Linked DNA regions of Mus musculus: region 2 is linked to region 1. A link is a loop called in an ENCODE intact Hi-C map of the cell type or tissue named here. Cell type or tissue: left cerebral cortex. All regions are shown on one strand.

Evidence for each region. Hi-C counts contacts between places; a loop is a spot of excess contacts. Peaks named below come from ENCODE experiments on the same cell type or tissue, not always from the same donor. Only the 100,000 strongest peaks of a DNase experiment are listed, where the experiment ranks them.
Region 2: a loop joins it to region 1, with 3 times the contacts of the local background. A loop is called at or near these places in 3 of 42 quality-filtered maps.

Annotation. Positions count from the first base shown.
Region 1 is chr1:165,933,475-165,935,974 of GRCm38, reverse strand. All of the region lies in intron 1 of Pou2f1 (POU domain, class 2, transcription factor 1), which reads left to right. Among named protein-coding and RNA genes, the nearest start is that of Pou2f1, 68 kb to the left of the region's middle. In left cerebral cortex, no CTCF peak of the experiment used is centred here; DNase peaks (open chromatin) are centred at 738 and 1,256; H3K4me3 peaks cover 1,494 bases; H3K27ac peaks cover 1,761 bases.
Region 2 is chr1:165,999,387-166,001,886 of GRCm38, reverse strand. All of the region lies in intron 1 of Pou2f1 (POU domain, class 2, transcription factor 1), which reads left to right. Among named protein-coding and RNA genes, the nearest start is that of Pou2f1, 2.0 kb to the left of the region's middle. In left cerebral cortex, no CTCF peak of the experiment used is centred here; DNase peaks (open chromatin) are centred at 624 and 1,271; H3K4me3 peaks cover 1,454 bases; H3K27ac peaks cover 1,393 bases.

The DNA.
Region 1 (2,500 bases):
AAAAATAGTTATTTGGCATTTCCGTGGCCCATTTGAGGACGATGCACATTCTAAGTAAGAAACTGTCTTCCTCGAGAGTCTGATGTTGATGGGAGCATGTTGTATAATAGGCAGCAGTCAGCTAATCTTCTGTTAATTTGGTAGTATAAAAAGATTCACATATAATGAATATCTGCTCTCAAAGATGCTTTTGTACACTCTTGCCTGCTTCTGCATTTATACAGTTGTCTTGTTTTAAGTAGGACTTTCTCTTGACGGTGTGCGTTAATAACTGGAAAATTCCCTATCAGTAGACTAGCACCATCTTGACAAGCCTGTGTTCTGCTCCTACCTTGCTAATTGTTTCCTTGGGATTATTTGGATTGTGTAGAAAGCCTTTTGCAAATCCTCTTATTACTGAAGTCATTGTTGCCAGCAGGAATAAGATTAAAGGTGCTTAAGTCTGTAGAGTTGTTTCTAATTTGTCCATGTCATTTCAGTGGCATTTTAACAGAACTCTGCCTCTTGCCCCTCCCTTCTCCCCTGGTACTATCTCAAGTTAGGTCCAAGATGCCAGGCCATTGGAAGAAATCTCATTTTATCCTCCTAATTATTATGCTGGCACTCAGGAGATAATTTTTCCCTTCATGCACTGCCAATTAATATGCAAATGTGCTGATAAATATTTATGTATTCATTTAAATTATGCAGGGAGTGCTTTCAGTGTATTCTGTAAATGAATTGTTCCTGGACTTCAAAGTGCTGGCTGCTGTGCTAACGAGGAGAGATTTGCATAAGGCCCTAATCACACGCATACTGATTAAGCTTCATTATGGAAACTGCCAGCTGCAATCTTTGTTTCTATTTTATTACAAAAAGAGGAACTTTTCATGCTTCAGTTGCCTTGACAATGTCAGTCCTCGCTGGTAGAAGAGACTAAAACTCCTCAGAGCAACTGAAGTTTCCTTATTCAGTTGAAGATTGCTATGGTGTAACTGAAGTTGTAGTTTGCTTCTCTTGTTAATTCACTTTCCACTCTTCCCACCCTTGTTCTCTTAAGAACATAGTACAGATTTGTTAGAAATAGTAGTTTTTCCCCCTCCCCAAACGCTACCTGTTCCTTCTTGCTTTGGACTGTCTGCACCTCTTGAAGATTTTACAGCCATGCTGGACTGCAGTGACTGTGTTCTAGGTGGGTACCAGCACAGTTCTGTTTTACAGCGTTAATATGGAAATAGCATGTGTGGGATTGACTATGCATAAACGCTCAATCATATATGCGACCAACATGGGGGAGGGGAGGGCTTGAACAGAGAAGGAGGAAAGCATTTGCAAGGCAACAGCATGCTTGAGTTTGCTGTAGGTCCCTCCTTAGGACCAGCTCTTCTGGTTCAGAGTGTATTTTCAGCAAATAATGTATTTGAATTTGCCTTGCATGGAGGAAATTTTTGCTTTTGGGAAATTTCCAGCTCTTCAAGTGTATTTTCAGCAAATAGTGTATTTGAATTTGTCTTGCATGGAGGAAATTTTTGCTTTTTGGAAATTTCTATAGAAAGTAGTATATATAATTTAAAATACATTTTAAATCAGAAACAAAATAAATGCTATATCAAAATAATATATACATATTAATAAAATAGTTTACCTATCTAATAAGAATCCCTCATACAAAACCAAAAATCCTAAATGAAAAATTAAGGTGGTTCATGGTACAGAATTAATATTATAACTACTACTATTGTGGGAAATTACAGAGGTTCCTGATCAGTTTACAAAGTTACTGGCCATTCTCAAAATTTGTCACTTTGATTTCTTAAATCCAGCTTTATCTTAGGAAATTACAGTTTTATGTGTTTTTGCAAGGCTGTTAATAGTAAGTTTCCTACAGACCCAGGAGCCTTTGGGAGGTAGAGGCTCTGCTTGAGTAAGTGAAGCGTTTTGGGTGACTAAAGATGGGTCGAATAAATCATGGCTTAGATAAGTCATGCCGCACGGTGGCCATATTTTGTGAGGCCTTCCTCTGTTTACATGAGGATGACTGCAGCCTTTTTAAGTCGTCTGATACAAAGTACAAGAATTGGATATCTTAAACTTAGAACTTCAGCAGATGAGTTTTATTTCCTGTGTGTTATTTTCTATTTTGGAAATTAAAGCAGTTAATGAAAAAGTAAATTGGTACATCCAAAATATCTGAATTCTTATACAGAAAACATGGTTAAACTCAAGTTAACCATATACTTGTCCATCAGAGTGAAAACTGCTATGTCAGGGGTGCACATGATACAAACAACAAACTGATGTTAGAAGTTCAGCCCAGCAGTAATTTATAGACTGCAAATTAGACTCATGATCAGTTAAGTGACACATGCTTCTGTTTTTTCTATTACTAATAAACAAAAGTATCAGTGAATAACTACTTGTATATTTTCTTCTAACTTACCAAGTTTGAAATTCCAGAAATGAAAGAAAAATGTCTTTTCAGCTATATTTACCATTTATTTTTGAATATCAGAAATTAAAT
Region 2 (2,500 bases), 66 kb before region 1:
CCGAGCCCGGGGGTCACGGCCCGGGGCCCCTCAGCCGCGCCCTGCTCGTGCCCGGGGCAGCGGCCTGACCCCAGCCAGTCCGTGTCTCTGGTTAGGGGCAGCGTGGCGTGGGCCCTGTGAGCTGGCCTTCGGGTTGTGAGCTCGCTCTGGGGTCCCCCGGACCCTTTGGAGGCTGGGCTAGGTGGGAGGAACCCTCGGGGAAGTTCCCCTCCGTGGAAATGGCTTCGGTTGTCCGTGTGTCCCGGGCCCTCACCCAGAGGTCCGCGCTGCTGTGGGTCGCGCGGGACAGTTGGGTTGGAGGTGCTCGCGGGGTCTGGTAGCTCCTCCGCGCACATCCCCCCCCCCCCACGCGCTGGTAGCCTTGGGGACCCTCTCGCTCTGAGGCCTCGGAGCTCTCGGAGGTCACCCGAGAACTGGACCGTAAAGGATTGCCCTCCTGCCCTCAAAGGGCTGGCCTGACAAGTTGATCATATTCTAGATTTCTCCTGTACTGCGGGGAGCGGGGGTGGTGGCTAGACACGGAGATCCCCCTCCCTGACTGTGTGTGGTAGTGCTTTCTAGCTGCGTGCTGGGTCTTCTCTACTTGCTTCTCATTTGAATAATGTCTAATTCAGGGAGGTTTATATTCTTGAAATGGCCGCCTGGCTTTCCCCGCCTCTCATGTTTAGTAATTCAGACCTTTAATAACAGCCACTCACAGCCCAACGCCGTGTTTATATTTTACATTCGCCCCATGTGCTTTTGTGGTTCGATATGATTCTTTTTTTTTTTTTTTCCTTCTCCTCCTCCTTGGCAATCCACAGGACTCTGAGATCAAACCCAGTCTGTGCTGGGAAGACAAGGAGAGAACTAGGCCTGGACTGCCCTAGTTGCCTAGGCCCTGTTCTCTGCTGCTTGATTTATTTACTAATAACCAAAATGACTCCCCCATCAACTGCCACTCGAGTCCCCTCCTCCGCAGGCAAAACACATCCTCTTGGGGACCTTCCAGCATAAAAACAGCTCCGAGCTAAGCATCAGCTCTGAGGTTGGCTTGTTTTCTTCTAAAAGGAGTTTATCTTTCAGTTCATAGTATGTGGACCTTATTTCCAATTTACAGAGGCTTCTGTGAGCTACTGGTTTAGTACAAATACAGGACTTTGTTGTGGGAATAGTCACTCTCTTCCTGAGTTAACTCGGTCAGGCTATGTAAAGATTTGTAGTATTTGTAAAACCGGCAGACTTCCCTTTCAGGAGTGATGGAGTAGCGAGGTATTTTAGAAAGTCCGGCTGACAACACTTGGATACTCTCTCAGCAGGGCTGCTTTTCCAGTTTCTGCACCAACTTGAAGGGAGGCCGGCATTCTTGTGCTGTTACTGACATAGACCTGCCTGTTTTAATTGCAGCAGTATGGAAAACAGAAATGGGGTTATGTTTTCCTTGGTCATGGTTAAATGAGTGAAAATAGAAGATAAACAGAGGCATTGTGTCCACTCTGATCTTGGAACTTGCTTAGCCTGCTGGCCTCTTGCTTTAAGGTGTCAGAATTGATTTTTGTTTTTTCTAGGCTTAGGACATTTGGCCTATGAGAGCCAATTAACTTTTACTGTTTAGAGAAAACAGTAATTTTGATTTCTGGTCTCTCCTGTAAGTTTTGTTTTAAAAGGATAAAAGGGTGGTGCTTTCTGGGGGGTGTTTGAGGTACCTTGTTAATGGCTAAGTCCTGGTGATTACATTAAACCATCATGGGGAATATATGAAGACATTAGACTTCAGTTAATTTGTAACAAAATTTCAGATTTAGGTGAGGAACTGCAGGCTAATTTAAAATAACTACTTCTCACAATTTTTATTTTTCCTTCTTTCACATCCAAGTAGGTAGGCCCTGAATGCAATAGAGGGTAAAGGTTTCCTGAGAATGCTCAGGTAAACAACCGATTCAGCACTGAAACAGGAGGTTGGATGGACAAAAAGCAGTAATATGGTTTCATGCCTTAAATAGCATATGTTTTTGCACCCAGTTCCCAAGAAGTGGTCAGACTGATGATGTCATTGGACAGAGGACAAGGTGCAGTTACTGTGATTTATTGTCCTGAGGTGAAGTATAGCAATGGAACTTCTCATAGGGAAACCATTTATCTCTGGACAATTTCCTTTATAGCTGCAGTTTAACCACTACTGGGGCTCTAGGTATTTTATCCAAAATGCACACTGTACTTTACAAACAAAGCTCACTGTTACAGTTTTTGTCATACAGAAAAAAATATGGGTATTGTGAGCTGGCCTTTTATTTCAGTTGGCTGTCCTTGCCATAGTAAAAAATCACTTCCGATGGGGAGTTTGGATTTAAATGAGGATACTTGTGCTACATACACCTGCTTATTTTATGTGGGGTTTGTTGTTATTGCTGTTTATAATCTTTCTCTTACAAGAAACTACTTCTGAATCCCAGTATGGCCCAGGCTTGTGGAGTGTTCTGGAGCCTATTTTAATGACTAAAACGGAGTTGAAGAAAATGAG